Linked DNA regions of Mus musculus: all the other regions are linked to region 4. Evidence: chromatin loops called from intact Hi-C (ENCODE). Cell type or tissue: heart. All regions are shown on one strand. Region 1 holds the start of D830026I12Rik (RIKEN cDNA D830026I12 gene). Region 2 overlaps Tes (testis derived transcript). Region 3 has its middle 24 kb from the start of Gm52892. Region 4 holds the start of Cav1 (caveolin 1, caveolae protein).

Evidence for each region. Peaks named below come from ENCODE experiments on the same cell type or tissue, not always from the same donor. Only the 100,000 strongest peaks of a DNase experiment are listed, where the experiment ranks them.
Region 1: a loop joins it to region 4, with 7 times the contacts of the local background. A loop is called at or near these places in 9 of 42 quality-filtered maps.
Region 2: a loop joins it to region 4, with 5 times the contacts of the local background. A loop is called at or near these places in 15 of 42 quality-filtered maps.
Region 3: it touches region 4 in a loop (4-fold over the local background); 3 of 42 quality-filtered maps call a loop at or near these places.

The regions. Positions count from the first base shown.
Region 1 is chr6:17,194,646-17,199,645 of GRCm38, reverse strand. It overlaps D830026I12Rik (RIKEN cDNA D830026I12 gene), which reads right to left and starts at 1,895. Exons shown (of 3, transcript NR_102305.1): 1 at 1,856-1,895. It overlaps Gm52892 (a long non-coding RNA gene), which reads left to right and starts at 75. Exons shown (of 2, transcript XR_003956407.1): 1 at 75-248; 2 at 388-730. In heart, a CTCF peak has its summit at 1,944; a DNase peak (open chromatin) is centred at 1,735; H3K4me3 peaks cover 468 bases; H3K27ac peaks cover 1,349 bases; H3K27me3 peaks cover 2,556 bases.
Region 2 is chr6:17,103,077-17,108,076 of GRCm38, reverse strand. Tes (testis derived transcript) reads right to left here. Exons shown (of 7, transcript NM_207176.3): 7 at 2,252-3,484. The coding sequence ends at 3,296. The region is part of intron 1 of Gm4876 (predicted gene 4876); the gene reads left to right. Among named protein-coding and RNA genes, the nearest start is that of Gm15473, 40 kb to the right of the region's middle. In heart, a CTCF peak has its summit at 2,213 (motif pointing left); no DNase peak of the experiment used is centred here.
Region 3 is chr6:17,221,050-17,226,049 of GRCm38, reverse strand. No RefSeq gene overlaps it. Among named protein-coding and RNA genes, the nearest start is that of Gm52892, 24 kb to the right of the region's middle. In heart, a CTCF peak has its summit at 2,112 (motif pointing left); a DNase peak (open chromatin) is centred at 979.
Region 4 is chr6:17,304,932-17,309,931 of GRCm38, reverse strand. Cav1 (caveolin 1, caveolae protein) reads right to left here and starts at 3,597. Exons shown (of 3, transcript NM_007616.4): 1 at 3,453-3,597; 2 at 1,887-2,051. The coding sequence starts at 3,482. In heart, CTCF peaks have their summits at 2,300 and 3,704 (motif pointing right); DNase peaks (open chromatin) are centred at 461, 2,291, 2,661, 3,641 and 1 weaker place; H3K4me3 peaks cover 3,262 bases; H3K27ac peaks cover 2,310 bases; H3K27me3 peaks cover 260 bases.

The sequences.
Region 1 (5,000 bases), 110 kb after region 4:
GAGGAGGGGGAGGAGGAGGAGGAGGAGGGGGAGGAGGAGGAGGGGGAGGAGGAGGAAGAGGAGGAGGAGGAGGGCCTGAGTAGTCTGGGAGGAGGGAGGCAGGCAAGGCAGAGATGCCTGTGGCTCTCCATAGGAAGCTCACCTCTCCACCAAAAGGAAGCGGGGTAACCAAACACATCCGTGCTTGAGATGTGGGTTCAAATCTCACTTTAAGGCAGCAGAGAGTGCCTGAGGACTGGCTCCCCTACGTGAGTATAGACAGAAGCAACCTGAAGCTGGACTTCCTGTCATTTGGATCTGTAACTTTTCTTTTAAATGGGATGTTTCCTTTCCCTGGGGACAAAGGGAAATTCACTGACTTTTCCTTAACGGTCTTTATCTCTGCAGTTAAGTTCCTACCGTCAGAGCTTTAGCTTCTCAGCAGCCCTGTCCTCTAGGTTTGCAGAAACTCTGGCTCTTCCTTCCACGACCATGTTTTTTTGGAAAGGTTAACTGCGCATGTGTCCTCGGCTGCCTCACCGATTGCTCTTCCACAAGCCAGTCCTTCTTCTGCCAGTCTGCGTTCAGCTTTCATTTGTCTGCGAAAATTGTCTCTCAACTACTAAAGCGTTGCCAACTCTCCAGTTTTAATTGCCCATGCATATTTCTGCCCCTCCCTTCTGCCTCAACCGAGTCCCTGTTCATCCCTAGGCCTCTAGATTTATTAAATTCCTTTGATTTTTTTTATCTAGATGTGGAGTTAGTGAAATTATTTTTCTTCTCTTTTCTTCATCCAAATATAGATATTTTCTCTGTGACCTTGCTTTGACCCTTTTATTCCCCCCACCCCACCCCCATGCCTTAGCAGCCCCAGGCTTGCAGAGAACACTAGGTCCAAATCCTTAACTATGGCAGGAACCTGTCCTGTGTTCTCTCCTCATTGTTTCAGCTCCAGGACACTGAAGACAGTGTTCACTCCCTTCTCTGGGGCATCTGAAGGAATCCTAACAAATCTCACAATCGACGCCTCTCTTTCCAGTGATGCAGTTGGAAATAAAATATACAGGGAACGCAATTGCTGCCGTTTATCATTTTAACTGTCTCTGCGGGTGATGTCTTAACAACATTCCATACACACTGTTGATTGTGGGACGCAATTCAGTCTTCTGTAACTGAACATCAGAATTCAAGAGTTCAAACCCCACTTCTAGGACTTTGGTCTGAGGCGCAAATCCCTCTAAATGCATTTACTAGGCTAAGATGGAGATTTACTGTACCTTCATTTCCCCACGTCTTAGTTTTCTTAGCTTGAGAGGTGCTTTTCTTCTTCATCCTTCTCTACAATATAGCCCAACCTCAGTTTCCCTTTCTACTCCTCTCCCCCAGTCCTCCGCCCCAGTACCTCCTGTCTCCCCACATCCACTAGTCCTCCATTTCCTTCCAGAAAAGAGCGGGCTTCCCAGTGATAATCAACCAACCTTACATAACAGCCTACAGCAAGCCTCATACTAGGGCTGGACAGAAGGCAACCTCTTGTTTGTGAGTTCTCCTCTGAATCTCACAATTCTCTCCGTCCCAGGCAAATTATCACAACAGTGAACGATTTCCGAACTTCCCCTTTAGCTTTCCCATCGCATCACCACCCGGTCTTTTATTGCACAAACACCAGGTCTAGAAATTGTTTTCCTCTCAGCTCTCCAGCTGCTGCCTGGCCAGGCACTGCGTGAGGCATTCGCGGCTGACACAGGCAGGGCTTCCTGTCCAGAGCAGAAAGGAAGCCGTGCTTTTGGATGAACCCTCATTGTCCAGGGCTGGAACAGCGATCACCCGGCAGTGATAAGGCCCTTCCCAATGCAGCCGCACGAATCTCACTAACCTTGTTAAGGAGAAGAGGAAAGAAGGGGCGTTCCTAAAATGACTGGGAACACCGTTTGCCAGCCCCGCATATCCCAGCAACCAGAAGAAACGAAAACACACCTAGTGGTCAGAGTATTTATCTTGCCAGGGTTTCTACCTCCTTGGTTTGCAAGGGGAGTAGAAAATGACACCCTGCCATCGAGCCATTAATTACAAACAAAAGAAGGAGTGGAGAGACTTAATTTTCAATTGACTATCGGGCTTGATGATGTGTTCTGGGCTGTGTGGTTCTCCTCTCTTATTTCATTGAAACCCATTGTTGAGCAATCTCCACAAGGGCCATGTAGTTGTCTCCTTTTATTTCACTGTTAGGTGCTCACCACCCTTTCTTTTACATTCTTGTTTCCTTCAAGTGGCCTGCTAGATAAAAGGTGCTCTTTTGAAGGTTTGTTAAATAGATGCTGCCTACAGAGAAACTCACATCATTAGTCTGTCGTCCTGCACCCAAAAATATACTTGGTAGAAGCACTTTCTCAATTATCTTAAGATGTATACGTGTTAAATAAAAAAAGTTCCTGCTTTTCAAATGATAATAGCTAAATAGATCAATTTCCTCCACTGTGTGTGTGAGTGTGTGTGTGTGTACATATGCTTTCTAAGTAAAGAGATATAGATCCTCTTCAGCGACAGGGAATGGCAGTGTTTGCCCAAAATAAGTGTATGTAAAGGTGGGAAATTTCACATGCACACATACATAACCTGGTGTAACTAGCTGGCACAGATGCCAGCAAGGTGGATACCTTTAACATCCTCATCTCTTAAATTATCTACACATCATGGTGATTTGAATGAGCAACATCTCCCACAGGTTCATCCATATAAACACTTGGTACCCAGCTGGTGGCGCCATTCAGGAGGTTATGGAACCGTTATGAAGTAGAGCCATGCTAGAAGATGTCACTGAGGGTAGGCTCTGAGAGTTTACAACCTCACCTGAACCAGCTCTAGTTGGCTTTCTCTGCCAACTGGAGTTGAAACCGTGATCCCTCAGATGCAGTTTGGCTGCCAGTTGCCGTGTCTACACTCATTGTATGGACCCCTCTCTCTCCAATCATAAGCCAAAATAGACGGTTTCTTCCTCAAGGAGTTTCTTGCCATGATGTTTTATCAGAGCAACAGAAAGTAACTAAGATACACATGCTAAGAGGAAAAGCATTTTCGGCAGAGTTTTCAGGATGCACTTGAGAACATCTTAAATATGCTTCCTAAGTTTTCCCTCTTATTAGCAGTCATTTTCAAATGAATGTGACCTGAGGAGGTTAAACATGTTCAATCAGAGACATGGTTCACTGGATAAAAGTGTGTAATGCTCTTGCAGAGCACCTGAGTTTGGTCCCATGCACCCACAGTGGGCAGGCAGCCCAATACTGCCTATAATTCCAGCTCCAGGGGACCTAACACACTCTTCTAGTATCCATGTGCACCCATACTCATGTGCACACACACACACACTCACACTACTAAAGATACATTTTTATTAAAAAAAAGTAACAGGAAATTCTTTTGTTTTAGTGGGGGGTTTTGTTGTTGTTATTGTTGTTGTTGTTTTTAGTGATGGTAGCACACTGCTATATAAAATATTGAACAGTATCTGGAGATGTGTAGTTGAATTATGCTAGCTGTGTACACACATCCCTAAACCCTTACTGAGGCGGTATAGATATCTGACATGAAGATCATGTGCTCAGGTCAGGTCTTGGGATTGTGTTTCTTTCCTCACAAACTGTGCTGTTCTCCCTAATAATCTTTGTCCATTTCATCCCTTTTCCCCATCCTGAAAACGGGACTATTATACTTAGCAACTCAGCCTAGTGACAATTATATCACAGCCTGTGATCTCAGCAGCATGGGATGGAGCTGTTGTTATTGGTTTCGCTCAAAATATGCAATCAACAAATAAATATATTCCTTAATCTTGGAATAATTGCACGAGGTTGACTAAGGATACAATCATCTTGTGGGGTAGAAGCCACAGGATAGAGTTTCTCATTCTCTTATTGCTGTTTAATGAAGCTTAGCAGGAGGATATTAACTCTCCCAGATGACAGCTGCCTATTTTTAGCTATAAACTACTCGAGATTGAGGAAGCCCCTTTGCCTATCTCAGGTCCTAAGTGCCTAGCACAGAGTTTTAGCATGTAGTAAGTGTCAGAAGCACGTTTCCTGAAGTTTAGAATCTTGTTCTGAGGCTATCCTATCTTTAAGTAGAGCAAAGAGATTCACAAGAGAGCTTCTGGTTTTAGATGTTTATTGCTAGGTTTCTAGAAGCACATAAGTATTTTTAGTTGTTAGAACATTATGACAAGATCACATTTTAATTGTCTTGAGCCACAAAAGTAAATTTGGTTAAAATTGTAGTATGAGCACATATAATATTAAAACTTCAAGAGGATCATGTTGTAGTTCAAAAATACATATTATTTGAAATAATGCCAGTGTCTATAAGGCTAAGAATTCTCAGGTGGTACGTACCTAGATTTCGAGCAGTGCTTTGACAGTGTTTGACAAGCTTATGCTCACTCTCTCACTCTATTTCCTTTATCCAGACAACAAGCCTGACATTCACTGTTATTTCCTCTTAGAATAAGAAGAAACTGAGTCACAGCTAAAGTGCTTCATTGATTAGGATTGTACATCTAACAAAGCCATTACTCAGGGCACCGGGATTCTGGTTTGGGGTAAACAGTCTGTCTTTCTGAAGCTTTCCTTCTGCATCTATAAAATGTAATCACGGAACCCACCTTTTAAGGGTTATTGTAAAACTGACATTAGCAATGATAAATGATTGACATTAAGTAAACGATGCCTGGAATTCAACTGTAAAGGGCCTACCTTGCTCAGTGGACAATGTCAAGAAATCAGATGGGAGTGAGAGAGGAGATATGACATACAACTGAATGAACGCTGACCAAACTAACTGAGTTACCCGAAAAGGATACACAGCATGGGATATAGGTGATAGGGACCACAAGACAGTCACTTGAAGATCTGGAAGACTAGGCCTACCTTACATGTCTTGGAGACCCTTGGAGAGAGATCACCATATGATGTTGTGATACCCGAAATTCCACAGTGGATGGGATTAAGTGAATATGTCCTGCCCTG
Region 2 (5,000 bases), 200 kb after region 4:
AAAAAAAAACAAAACAAAACCAAAAACCCTGTAAGATCTGCTTCTGAGAACTGACCTAGAATGATTTTTTAATGAGAAAAAGAATATTAATCTATCAATACCAGGTAATTAGAATTTAAAAAAAATGTTCTACATGGTTCACATTTAGTAAAAGAAACACACAAATCTAGATTTAAAACTTCCATTTTCAACTTCCAGGGAATTGCTTAGTGTTGGATTTTGTAGTAAGGGAGCTCAGTCAGGGTTCTATCCCCCCCTCCCCCCAGCCTGGGAAGATCGCTCTGTTGCTTCACTGGTCAGTTGCCTCTTCTAGCATTTGCTTATTGCTTCCACAGTAGTTAGTAGTCCTCAGCCTTCCTAAGCCTGTGACCTTTTAGTACAGTTCCTCAGGTTGTGCTTAAGCCCCAGCCATAGGAGTATTTTCATTGCTCCTACAAATGGTAAAGTAATTACCTGTTTTCAGATGGCCTTGAGACCCCAGTGAAAGGGCCGCAACACACAGGTTGAGAACCAGTGTTGTAGACTCTTGAAAAGAGATGTGTGTATGAGGCATTTTCTTTTATTGCTAATGGATGAAGGCGGGCCCAGCCCACTGTGGGCGGTATCATTCCTAGGCAAATGTGCCTGAGTTGTGTAAGAAAGGCAAAAGGAACAAGATGGTAGAAACATTTCTCCAAAGTCTGTTTCAGTTTCTGGCTCTAGGATCCTTTCTGAGTTTCCCTCAATAAGGGATTCTAATCTGTAAGCCAAATGCCCTCTGAAACTGTTTATGGTAATGGTGTTTATCATAGCAACAGAAGCAAACATGGGCATCAACTAACAACAAACATGTCCAGGTATCTTGAGCACCTCTTAGACAAGGAGGCCACAATCTTATACTGCAAGGGCAAACTAACTACTGAGGGGAGATCCAGGCCTGGTGGATCTACACCATCCCCACATTTCATTTGTTCCATGATAGATACATGTAATTATTCTTAGTGAATGACACTTAGTGTCACCCTCATTCTGTCTCAGTCAGAGGCATTGGGACAGCCAGCCGGAGGACTTGGGAAGAGTCTATTCTGCTTTAGCCTCACTTTGCCAATGGGGGGGGGGGGCATTAAACATTATAGTCAAAATGGACTGGAAAATATCTCTACTATTTAAGGCAAACCAAGGCAAAGATAAGAGTAAAGTGGTGTATTTCACCAGGGCATTGTATGCTGAATTGGATGACAACTTTCACACCGTTCTGTGTGTTCAAACTCCAAACGGTGCTTTTCACCATCGGAGGAGCCAGAATGCAGATGGGATTCAGTGTGCTTGTTGAGTAAGTACTTAGGGATCTATTCCATGAGTGTGCCTCTATGTATGAGTGTGTCTCTATGTATGTGTGTATGTGTGTGTGTGTGTGTGTGCTTCTCACACACAGAGCAGCAGTACTCAACAGTAACTGAAAACAAACAAACAAAACACCAAACCAAACACCCTGATCATGGGTCAGAAAAACTAAGATTACTAAGACACAAACATTCAGAGTGGGGGCAAGGACAATGCGCAGGATGTGTGCTCAGCACGCACAAAACTCTGAATTTGACCAAGAAACAACATAAAACAGGTCCAGGGTATACTGGTGAAACCCCAGCACTTGGAGAAAGAGACAACGACGATCAGAAGTGCAAGGTCATCTTTGTCTATGTAGCGATTCTGAGGCCATCCTAAGATACATGGGACCCTATCTCAAAACAAAACAACCAACCCAGATTCAAACTGAAGAAAAAACCCACGCATACAAAGTCTGCTAATAATCTAGAATCCAGACCCAAAAATACTTAGGAAATTTTATAAGATCCTATTTATAGCTAGGCATAATGGGGCACACCACTTGAAAGCTTAACATTTGGAAGGCTGACACAGAACTGAGAGTTTGAGGTAGACTAGTCTGGGCTACCTAGTGAGACACCGTCTCAAAAAAAAAAAAAATCCTCCCAAAACAACTAAAAATGCAACACTTGACTCCTTTTAAAGTTTAACTAAAAAAATAACAGACTCCTGCATGACTTAAGAATTACCAAAAAGTCCTGGTTTCAGTCTTTATGAAACCCACTCTTTATCTGCAAAGACAAATCCAATCTGTCTGCCCTAGCTGCAGCTGCCTTTACTTTTGTCAGGAATATTTTTACTCTTGGAGACAGTGCCCCCTGCTGTACATGACACTCAACTGCAGAAGGATTTTCCCACTCACAAAAAGGACATAGAAAGACAATTATTAAAGTGAAAGAGACTTTATTTTCAATAACATAAGTCATTCCATTTAATATTTATAGTGCATAGTTATGTATGAATGCATACAAGGGAAAACATTAAAAACACCCAAGGATGGGAGTGCACAGGCAAAGAAAATAGCCTTTGTGTCTACAGCAAGCTCAGAGGTAGCACAAGAGAGGATCCATCTGGTAACACCATAAATCATGCAAAATTGAGTCAAGGCATGGCAGAGAGGTGATATTAGCACAAGTTACAATTCCCTGGGTACCAAAACCTATACATATTCTTTGGGTTTCAAAAAAAAATAACTAAATGAATGGCCTACTTTTATGTTCTGGGCAAAAAATAATAATCTCTAAGAGCAAAGTGCACATATTGTTCCAGCCACACACATAGAAAATATGCAAGGCCACAGATGGCGGTCACTAGATGCAAAAGCGAACATGGGGAGGTGAGGTAAACAGAGAGAGAGATGCAGTGAGAGAGGCCCCTCTGCCTCACCAGGGGATGCAAAGGCTTAGGCAAAGGAACGCCCATCGTGGACCACGCTGTCTGCCAGAAGGATTCACCGAGCTGATGTCACCTTGTCATCCATCGATGAGGCAGGCTATGTGCACAGCGTCATGTCAGGCAACATGCAACTTCCTTTACATTTCCCATGTGAAATAAGCATAGAAGTTAAAATGGTCATCTCTCCCAGGACACTAATTTTAAGTGATTTCATATCTATCACTTAATATAAATTTGGCACTAGGAGTATGCAGTTATAAGGACTGATTAAATTCAAGCTTCCAATTCAAAGATTTAATTAATGTATAGAAATAAAAGCTACAATTCTTTACTGTTTTTTTTTAAATCATGAAAAGTCATTTAAAATTAAGACAGACAAAATTCATAAGGTTAAAAAGAAAAAAATATTAGACAAAATATTCTGGTTTATTATGTAGGGTTTTTTTCCTTTTATTTTTTTTTTCAAACTGCAGTTTATCATGAAATGCAGGCCACTGTGGACAGCTATGGCTCCATACGGCTTGGTACACTCCTCTTAGGACATCATCCTCTTACACTCCACGGAACAGAAAACCATCCCTTCTACGGGCATGAACTTCTGCCCGATAAGACACTTGCTGCAGCAAGAGCACAGGAAACACTCTGTGGATGCGTGCCAGCTGAAGTTGTTGTACGTTACTCGCTGCACTTCCGGGTCGATGGCATTGTGGCATCCTTGACACACCTGCTCAGGAATAAAGCAGAGAGAAGAGGGTTAGAGACGGGCCATACCAGCTGCACCTGCACCTGAGGGCAGGCTGAACCTGAGTCTGTAGATGGTTAAGTTTTAAGAGGCTATAAAAGATGTACAGGTGACAGTGACATCTTTGTGAAGCATTGTAGCCATCAGGGACCTACGTGTGTTGAGAAATAGCCGGTAGCAGGAAGTCCATCTACAGGTGGACTACCTTAGATGTCCCTGAGGTGTTGTAAATTGTAAGTTCTGATGGCAAATTCCAAAACACTGCATTTTTTCCCAGTCAAATTGTAGTAGATTTCACCAAAATAACTAGCAGGAAAGTCTGTAAGATTATTTTCCCTCACTCATTAACGCTTTGGAGTGGTAACATCCTATCTACGACATGGACGCATCACGCTTACGACACTGATGCACATGGTTATTGACGCCCACTAAACTAAAATCCTGCTCAAAATAATTAAGGATTCGATGAAAACTACAAACAGTACTTAAGAAAGAATGACACGTTCACGTCATAGATACGACTTGCAATTAATTAGCTTCTGCTCTGCCATAAGTTTAGTCATTGCTTATCTCTGATCTCTGCCATGAACTTTCCCTCCCTGCAGCACTCTTTGTCTTGTTTTGTCTTGGAAAAGATATTAGTCTGGACCTTAGTTCCTCATACTCTTCCCTGCAACTCCCACGTGCTGTGATGCTGGGTGATTTGGGTAGCGCTGGGGATCAAATCCAGGGCATCATGGATGCTAGGCGAGTACTGTGCTAACGGAGGTATATTCCTAGTCAGTATCCTGTGTATGTTATACTCCAATATACAAGTGAGGTAAACATGCGCATAATACTCTCCATAACTGAGCATACACATAAAGAGAACAAGAAACAAGCCTTTGTGTTATAGCAGAAAACTACCTCGTGGAACGCTCCAAAGCACCAGAGTCATTTGCTTATATGTGATCCGAATAAAAATGTGAAACATCTAAACTCTTTGTTTTCCAAGAACTGAGGGCATACCATACGGCACTGATCTTGTCTCTTGGTTGGAAGTTACTGCAATGAGGACGGCCACTGTTGGGCATTGAGATGATCCATAGTACACAGCCCCTCCAGACCCGAAGTATACTTTTTGTATACTTTACAGCTGCATAGCTTCTTACTACAGAGACTCTATCTACAGGTCAAACAACTACCTCCTGGCTGGGAAATGGACATACTTTCTTTGCATGCTGCAGATAGGAGTCCTGAATGCAGATGATATCCAATGTTAAAGCAGAAAGTTCCCCCTGAATCTACAGCTGCACCAGGCAAAACAGTTGCTCTTCGTGGAATTTCTGTAGTGTAACAGCTCATGTAGAATGTTCTGGTTTTCTGTGCTTCATATTAGCCTTTTAGCACTCTAAAACTGTGTGACAGAGGAGCCATTTCACATGGAATATTCTATTTCCTTATGATTTACTTCCTTTTTTTCTTTCTGTTTGGTCACATTAATTGTGGATCCTTTCAT
Region 3 (5,000 bases), 84 kb after region 4:
GGTCTCTGTGGGTGAATGTCTGAGTGTGTGCATGTGCCCATGTGTGTCTATCTGTCTCTCCCTGTGTGTGTGTGTGTGTGTGTGTGTGTGTGTGTAGCATGTGCAGGTCTGTGTGGGTCGGTGTCTGAGTGTGTGTATGTGTCTATGTGTCCATGTGTCCATGAGTGTGTGTGTGTGTTGTGTAGGTCTCTGTGGGTGGGTATCTGAGTGTGTGCATGTGCCCATGTCTGTCTGTCTGTTGGTCTGTTTCTCTCCCTCTCTCTCTCTCTCTCTCTCTCTCTCTCTCTCTCTCTCTCTCTCTCTGTGTGTGTGTGTGTGTGTGTGTGTCTGTTTTGTTATATGTGTGCCAGAATACTTACCTGTGCTGCAAGTGTCCTGGACAAAGGTTGACTTCTCCAGCACTGTCCACCTTGTTTATTGAGATAGAGTCTCTCGCTGAATCTTGAACTTACTGCTTCATCTGGACTATTTTAGCCATAAAATCTCTCCTGCTTCTATTCTCTAGTGCTAGGTTATAGAGATGCCACCTACTAAGGTATCTCTCCAACCAGTTTTTTTTGTTTGGATGACGTCACCATTTTACTTTGTTTTGGGATTTCATCCAGGGTCTTACCATGTTCCCCAGGATGGTCTGCCTTGGGTTCTTGAGTGTTAAGATTATAGGTATGAACCAACATGCTTTCCAAGATGGTTCCACTTATACTTATTTGTTCATGACATTCGAGATCTTTCCTCCTTCCAAAGTCTGAGGTTTCACTTATAGCAACCAAATCTTCACACTTCCCACATATGGCAACTTCTTACCAGTTTTCCAATTCAACTTACCATTTGTACTTATCCATGTCATATTAGAGGGTCAGTTATCTCCCACTATTTTCAGTTTATCTTTACGATTATCCTCCTGATGTCATACGACTCGAAGTTCCACTTAGTCTATTAAGGTTGTGGCTACACTGGCTGTGAGCCCAGCTAAGAGGAAAAAATGCCGACTTCTAGGGAGTGGAATTTCTGAGTCACACATCCTTGCCCTGCTTCTCTTATACAGATGTATCCTCAAAGGATGGGGGCCATTCTGAAGAGGCATTTCCCTGTTTGGACCAAGATTCTCGAAAACAATTAACCATTTAATTTATCCAAAAGTTCTTTTTCTTCCCTCCCTCATTAGTGGTATTACAGGTTCATTCCAGGAGACTTTAACACAAGTGCCATGTAATTTTCTAATTGTCATTGGACATTTAGAGTTGGGTATTCCAGAACGTTCGGGAACTGCTCTGCAGGGGTTAATTTTGGGGGGATCAGATGTTACTTTAGGATTGAGGGAGCCACCTGCAAAAGCTCTCTGTAGGATGTAGGCTTTATGGGACCTAGGTACTGTCATGTCTTGAATGGCAAATCATCTCAGTGCTATTCCATGCCCCATAAAGTAGTGATGACTAAAAGACGCTTGGACTCAGCAGAGGAAGAGAGCTTTTATACTCTAGGCAGATTTTGCATTTGAAATATTCATATATGCGTATAGCAGCATGGTTCTACATGTCAGGTTGTGGTTCTCTGTTCTATTGCTGTTATATTTTTACATGCTGCTATGTTTTAGTAGTCCATAAATACTAAAATACTTTATGGCAAAACCCCTCTTACTAAAATCCCTTACACGTTTAACATTATCTTTTTGCTTTGATTTACTGATGGCCTCTCTAAAGACGGCACTATGACCCTTGACCACAGTGACAAGTCAGAGGCTCCCTTCAACTCTCACCTGCAATCTGTCATACTCCAACCCTGACCCACACACTAAAAGCACATGCCTGGAGAAAGAGAAAGATTCTGTGACAGAGCATTAGAAAACAATTCAGAGGCTGCTAGAGAAACATTCTGTGTGGGATACTTGTTTCTTACTGTGACAGACAAAGTATGAAAGAGCTGAACCTTTTACTGAACCTTCTTCAAGGCTGATTAGCTGGCTAGGACTTTAAAGACTATAGTATAATATCATTAGGATTCATTTCATTGCCTTTTTTTTCAGCAGTTTCATTTGGTTCTATCCTTGGTCTCTGGACCGATCAGCCTCTACTTCCTGACCTTCCACTCAGTGTCAGGCCACAGCTCCCTCTTATGGCAAGGGTCTCTAGTTGGTCTAGTCATTGCTTGGCCACTCCAACAAGTTCTGGGCCACCATTACCCGGTACATATTGCAAACAGGATGTATTGAAGGTCAAGGGTTTTGTGTCTGGGTTGATATTCCAGTCCCACTGTTGGGAGCTTTGCCTTATTATAGAAGATGGCTGGTTCAGGATCCATATCCTCCATTACTAGCAGACTTTGCTAGGGCCACTCTTGTTGTTTCCAAGGAGTTTCCACTGCACTTGTTTTCTACAATGCTCCCTAAATTTTCCAGCTGTCTCTCCCATCCCTCCCTCCGTTTCCCCACAACTTGAACCCCCCTGTTTGCATCCCCATTTGTCCTCACTTCACACTCAAAATCTATTTCCTGTTTCCAGCGAGATGCATGTGTCCCACCCTTGAGCCCTTCATGTTACTTAGCTTCTCTGAATCTATGGATTATAGCATGATTATCTTATACTTTTTAGATAATATCCATTTGTGAGTACGTACCATGTTTGTGTTTCTGGGTCTAGGTTACCTTTCTCAGGAGGATTTTTTTTTCTAGTTCTGTCCTTTTGCCTACAAATTTCATGATGTGATTGTTTTTAACAGCTGAGTAATACTCCATTATATAAATGAACCCCATTTTTTAATCCATTCTTTGGTTGAGGGACATCTAGGTTGTTCCCAGTTTCTGGCTATTGTAAATAAAGCATTTATGAACAGAGTTTAGCAAGTGTCCTTATGGTAGGATAGGGTATCCTTTGGGTATATGCCCAAGAGCAATGTAGCTGGGTCTAGACGTAGATAGATTCTCAATTTTCTGAGAATCCTCCATATTTTTCTATAGTGAATATATACGTTTTCATTCCCACCAACAGTGGAGGACTACGCCCCTTTATCCACATCCTCAGCAGCATGAGCTGCCATTTTTGGTTTTGATCTTATCCATTCGGACAGGTAGGAAGTAGAATCTCAAGACAGTTTTAATTTGCATTTCCCTGATGTTGAACATCATTTAAGTGTTCCTCAGCCATTGGTGCCTAGCCCAGTCGTCACCAAGGAGACATCAACCAGCAACTGATGGGAGCAGACACAGAGACCCACAGCCAAATACTAAGGAAATCCAGTGGAGCCTGGATAAAGATGAGCAAGAAGAATTCTAGGAGCCAGAAGGTGTCAAAGACCTCAGGAGAACATGGACCGCAGAATCAACTAAGCAGGGCTCATAGAGGCTCACAGAGATAGAAATGACAATCAAGTAGCATGTATGGGTCTGAGCTAGGCCCTCTGCTTATATGTTATGGTTGTGTAGTTTGGCTTTCTGTGGAGCTTGTAACAGTGTGAGCAAAGACTGTCTCTGATGCTTCCCTGCTTCAGGACCTTTTTCCTACTATTGGCTCACCTGGTTCAGCATTGACATGAGAGTTTGTGCTTAGTCTTATTGTAATTTATGCCAGCCTATTTTTTTCTCTTAAGGGAAACGGGAGAAATAGACCTAGAGAAAACAGGAGGTAGGGAAACTGGAAGAGATGGAGGCAGGGGAAACTGCAGTTGAAGGTGTAATGTATGAAAAGAATGTAAATTAAAATTAAAAGAAAAAAAAAGAACTTTTAAGATCCTAGAGAGTTTGGATTGTTATAGGTCCAGGATTAAATTAAAATTTATCCTGGGCTATATGTTAGCTCCCCTTAATGCCACTCCTTTTCCACCCTTGTGTTTGATCTAACACCCTCGTGAGCAGCAGGTGAAATGTTTGAGATGGACTCACTTAGCAGACCCCTGACTATCCTGTGGGCAGCTTCACCAATGCGTCTACAATTGTTTTTGAAAAATGTCTTGATTCTTTGTTCTGTTACCAGTAAAACTTGATGACACTGCCTTTCCTTTGGAACTTGGGCTTTGGGGTGACTTCAGTATGTGTTCCCAGACCATGGTCACTGATTGGGTTCCAGAATAAACCATCTCTTTATTCCCTTTGAGATTAGAGTTGTGTTTTTGTGTGAAGAAAAGCAACTTAAGTAAGACAGTATTTATTTTGTTTCACAGTTCAAGGAGGGATACAGTTCATCACAGTACAAGTCATGGTGACAGGGCCATGAGGTGACGGGTCACATTGCATCCACAGTCAGGAAGTGGATAGTGACAGATGATCCTACTACGCTTGGCTCCCCCTTTCTATTAAGTCCAGGGCCTGAACAGACAATGGTTCCCACAGTCAAGGTGAATTTTCCAACCTCAGTTACCCTAATCTAGATATATCCTATTCTAGATAATCCCTTGTAGAAACCTGTAGGCTAAGCTAATATAGACACTTTTTCACAGGCATACTGCCCAGGCTTATTTTCCAGATGAGTTTGTTAATATGACAGTGTTCACCTTCAAAGACACCATGGCAATATGAAGGGCTCAAGAAGGTGATACTCAACCAACTTGGAGGCTTTAGAAAGACTCCCTTCCCACTTGGTTAAAAATTGATTCTTTCCCCGAACAACATATCTGTTATAATTTCTTCTTCCTCTACTCTACTCCTCCCAATTTCTCCCCACATTGGTTGTAATTGTTTCTGCATCCACTCCCTTTCTGACTCTCATTAGAAAGATAACAACATAACCACAAAATAAAATATAATAAGATAAAACAAAAACCTTAAGATCAATGTTGCATGGCACAAACCAACAGAAAGAAAAGAGTCCTGAGAGCATTTACAAGAATTAGAGACCTACTCATTCACATACTAAAGAGTCCCATAAAATTACTAAACTGTTAGCTATTATATATATAGATATAGATAGATATAGATATAGATATAGATATAGATATAGATATAGATATAGATATAGGTATAGGTATAGGTATAGGTATAGGTATAGGTATAGATATAGGTATAGATATAG
Region 4 (5,000 bases):
ATTCAACTGGATATGAAGGTATCGGTGAAGAGCAGGGGACACTCTAGCAAGACACTGTCCAGCAGAGATTTCTATGATGGAAAATTTCTAGCTAGTTCTGTGGGGGAGGGGAGGAGTCTATGAGCAGGGGTAGCCTGGGTCTCTCTCTGCAAAACAAATGCTTTCAGAAGATAACCTCCTGGGCAGGACATCTGCCTAAATTCTTCTAAATTCTTTTCTCAAGGTTAGCTTTTTCTTGTCTGTCTGTCTTTCTGGATTTGCTCCTCCTGTGAGCAAGCAGGCAGGTATTGCTCTAGCTCTTCTAATTTCTCTAATTTGAGGAGCTCCACACTCACTCTTGACGTAGTATTTTGTAAACTGCTATTTCCTCCAAGCCTGTTATGCCTTTTTTCCATCTGTGTTGAAGTCTCTTTTCCCAGTGGGGCCTTCTCTCTCCACTTAGTCATGCTATGTGTGGGGACCCAAATCCACACTGCTGGCCTTTCTGACTCATCTCAGGAGGCTCTCTGGCTCTTGGGAATCCACATTGCAACAACAGGGAGGCTCCATAGAAGGGAGCCAATTTGTAATCATGAAATCTGCTTTTATAATTGGAGTCTCCCTCTTTGACCAACGCAGCACAAGAAGGGTGAAAAGAAAACTGCTCTTTCCCCTTTAAGGAAGTGTGGCTAATAAACGGATTTTTTAGCAATCTTAACTTCCAATTTATGAGGTGCCTTCATTGCTGGTTTTAAATATTCCACAATGTGGCCAAGAGAAAATGGTCCAATTTTCCTTTTTTTCTACCAGCAAACCAAGGGAGTCAATTTTGACAGATACACTTTCCCTGTAGTTGTAGATTAAGCCTCTCTCTCTGAAATATATTATTCATAAAGGTGAAACTGTACTGGAGCTCCTCCCATCCATAGATAGAAGGCTGTGGGTAGAAACTGCATCACCTCCTCAATGGTGAATCAGGGGCTGGGCAGGGCAGGGCAGTGTCTTCCGTTAGAACCCCTGAAGCTAGGATTTTCCTTGGCCCTCCAGGCCACTCAGAGGAAATCCTCTGCCAAGGACAGCTCGAGTCCAGGATTTCTCAACCCACTCAGATTCAGACAAGAAATTCCTTGAGCCAGAATTGTTGAAAGGGTCAAAGTTGAATAGCAAAATGATAATGAAAGTCAGACAGACCACTGTGTCAAGTCTATGCTGACCAACAACTCAGGAAAGTAAGGTATTTTAAATCTCAGCAAGGACATCTTGAAAATGGAACACCAATCTTGAGTTCTGTTAGCCCAGGGCAGGCTGACCTTGGCTGTCACCACACACGCACACATTTAACTAGAGGGATCCAGAAGTCAAGAGGTGGAAATGATTTTCAGTTTGGTAAATGAGCTTACCCTTGCACATGTGCCATGTTTCTATAGTTAAAACACCACACACACACACACACATACACTACATACAAAATATGTACACATATCTGCATATGTTATCGGTTCCACTCATTTCATATTTTTATGCTAATCATTTAGATTATTTAGCTGACAGAATCTGCTCATTCTGTATTCTGTTATTCACCAGTGGCACAAAGTCTCACACAATTATTTTACCAACATGGAAAAGAGCTGTAACTGGACTTTTAACCTGCCAATGGACCATAATAATTTTCCCTTCCCAAGTAATGTGCATGTGTGTGGTGGGGCACTCGTGGCTAAGGTTCTATGGACCCCCCACATCAACTGGCTAAATTCCTGCTGAACTTGCCAGCAGGAAGAGGCAGGCAGATGCGACATTTCTGACACCAGACCCGCAGGGGGTCACACACAGCCAAGCTCAAAAAAGGAGTGCTTGTCTGTCAAAGCTTGGGAGAGTACACTGTGGGACCCAGACAGCAACATGCTTACCTTGACCACGTCGTCGTTGAGATGCTTGGGGTCGCGGTTGACCAGGTCAATCTCCTTGGTGTGCGCGTCATACACTTGCTTCTCAGTCACCTCGTCTGCCATGGCCTTGTTGTTGGGCTTGTAGATGTTGCCCTGTTCCCGGATGGGAACAGTGTAGAGATGTCCCTGTGAGGGCAACCGGCCAAGCCAGGGGAGGGCGGCAACAGCGGTGGGAAGAAAAGTTCAGAAAGAAAAACAAGAGTCAAGAGTCAGCCTGGCTGTGCGGGGGTAGCCTGGCGCTACAACTTTTGCTAGCTTCAACCTCGAAGGAAAGGCTTGCACACAGAAAACTCCAGCGCTGCAAGCTTTTTAAGAGGACGGAGCGGAGGACACCACACCCCTCGGTACCAGGCAGAGAGCGCCTGCCTCCCGCGCCCGCCGCCAGGGGTCAGGGCGAAGTCCCATGCGCCCTCCTGCTCCCCACGGCTCTCGGCCCTGACTCCCCAGCCCAGGGGCTGGGGTTCCCGTTCCTCCTCCTCTGTATTCCTTCTCTCCGCCAGACCTATGACCCCACAACCTCACCTGCTCCGTGGTCCCTCTCTTAACCCTTAACACTGTCCTAAGGTCCCTTTCAACATTATCAAGATCACTCTGGACCAAACTGACAGACGTAATGGTCCCATCTTCACTGTCCCTCCGTGCTTCTTCCTTGCACCTGCCACAGCCCCTACCCCCTTTTAAAACCCACCTTTACTCCCTGGTTTTTCTTAGGCCGTGGGGGTGAATAAGTGGCTCACAATCTAACATACTTCTTTAGGCTGAGGCATGTGCCAAGACCTGTCACCCCCACCCCCATGCCCCAGAGGACATGCCATCTGAAGAACTGCCTGACCCACCCTTACTTAGATCACTCTCAGGCTGTCTACTCCAAGCTGAATCGTAGCCCTATTTGGGAACCGGGGTCTCCACGTTTAGTCCACCTGAGTGCCAAGAAGGAGTTGACAATGGCGGTGGTACTTGTGAGGGAGGAAGGAGGCTTCCCCCACCTCGGAACTCCCCCCGCCCGGGCCTCTCAGGGGCAGAAAAAACTATTGAAGTTCTCGAGAACTTCGCTAAGTGCAATACACGCATGCCGCTGCCCAAGCCAGCCACTTTAGGCTCCTGGGGGGTTGGGGTGGGGGGACACTGTCCAAATGAATCTCCTTCCCCCGAACACACACACACACACACACACACACACACACACACACACACACACACACACACACACACTGAGCAGCAGCCCTAAGCCTCCCAGTAGGTACGGGCTGGACCGCAGTGGGGTCTCGCGAACGTGTCATCTGGAAAACTTTTCTAAGTCTGGCAGACCGGGTCTCCTTCTTTCCCCTTTTGGCTCCATTGGTCTCCTCTCCAAAAGGAAGCCCTAAGACATTCCTAGCTTTTCACCTCCCCACCCAGCCCATTCCTCCAAGGTGCCAGCTCGAGTGCCGCGAAGGTGGAGAGCGGGCTGGGGCGAGGAAAGCAGTCCGAGCATTTGGAGTGGAAGATAGCAAAAGCAGGCACTTTGGAGCCCTCACCCAAGCCTACCTCGGAGTCTACGTATTTGCCCCCAGACATGCTGGCGCGTGGCTGGCTGCAGGCTCTGAGGAGGTTTCCCTGGGCTGTGATTTAAGAGAACTGAGGAAGGAAGATCTTGTATTGTATAGAGGGGGGAAAGGCGCTGGCGGGGGGCGGTGGCTGGGAGGGAGCCTCTTGGCTGTTCGCCAGGGGTTTGTTCTGCTCTCAGTTGGCTAGGACGTGCTCTGCGCCGGGTCTAGGCACATCCCCAAGGTTCTGGCAGCAGAGGGCGGGGAGTGCCGGCGGGGAGCTGAGAGCCTGTGAGAAAGCCTTCATCAGAGCTAGGCAGTTTGGGCAGATATTTTAGACTCGAGGCAACGTTTTCCCAGCTATAAACCTACAGAGAGGCATCCAGGGGAGAGCGCGTGTTTTCCCAGTGCATCATCTCAGCAGGGGTGGAGGGAGCCCAAGAGTCTGCAGAGATGCCCAGTATGGGCATCCGGCTCTGCAGAAAGAATTCTGCCCTGTCCTAAGCTGCCTCCCCTCCCAATTCGCCCACGTAGAACTGATCTGTCTCCTTGTTTCACAGAGAAAGATATAGAAGCGAGATGGCTGGGAACCTGAGGGAACATTTTTTTTTTTTTTAAATATAAACACAACGAAGCAATCTGTGTGGGCGCCTCTGCAATAAAGAAAATGAAATCCCTACCAGCAGGTTATACAGTAACCATAAGCACTTTGAGTATTTTCAACTGCAGAAAATTTTACTTAGAGGTTCAAGCTTGTTACTAGAGAGTTTTTTGTTTTTGTTTTTGTTTTTTTTGTTTTTTTTTTTTTTCTTGGCTCAAGATCGACGAGTTCGAACCCAGGGCTTTGTGTATTCTGCCTGGAGATTAAACACTCTACCACTGAACTACATCCTCTGCCATAGAGGATCCAAGCGCAGGAATATGTGCTTGACTGTGAGAGAATGTTTTTTGTTTGTTTGTTTGTTTGTTTTATTTTTTGACAAAGTAGTTTTTCTTTTTAAGTTAACAACTAAAATATCAGTTTCAAAAGCTGGCCAGCCTCCTTTGTCTTATTGTAAGGAAAAATAAGATAAACTATAGTTGCTTTTTACTAAAGGAAAGAGTAACTAATTAGAGACAGTAACTAAGCAGTTTACTCCCCACCACCTCAAGGATGAAAGGAAATTTTTACCTAAGCATTCCTATGCAAACACTCCCAATGCACACTGGAAAGGACAGAGAGTACATTTTTAAAATTGTTTCCAAGAAGCAGGAGCACGGGCTCATGAGAAGGATGAAGAGGAATCCCAGGGCTTGAAAACAGATAAAATGGAACCCTGAAAGAACTGATCATCTAGCTGGAAAGAAGACCTGAAAAGACCAGTAACCTGGGTCCCCGGCTGATAGGGAAGCAATTGTTAATTAATTATTTGATTAATTATAAATTTATAATACATTTTATTATAAATTATAAATATATTATTTATGAATAATTTATTTATTTTTATCAGGGTGTGACACCCATAGCTAATGGGAACGGCGTGCTATTTCAGCACTTGCATTTGTCATA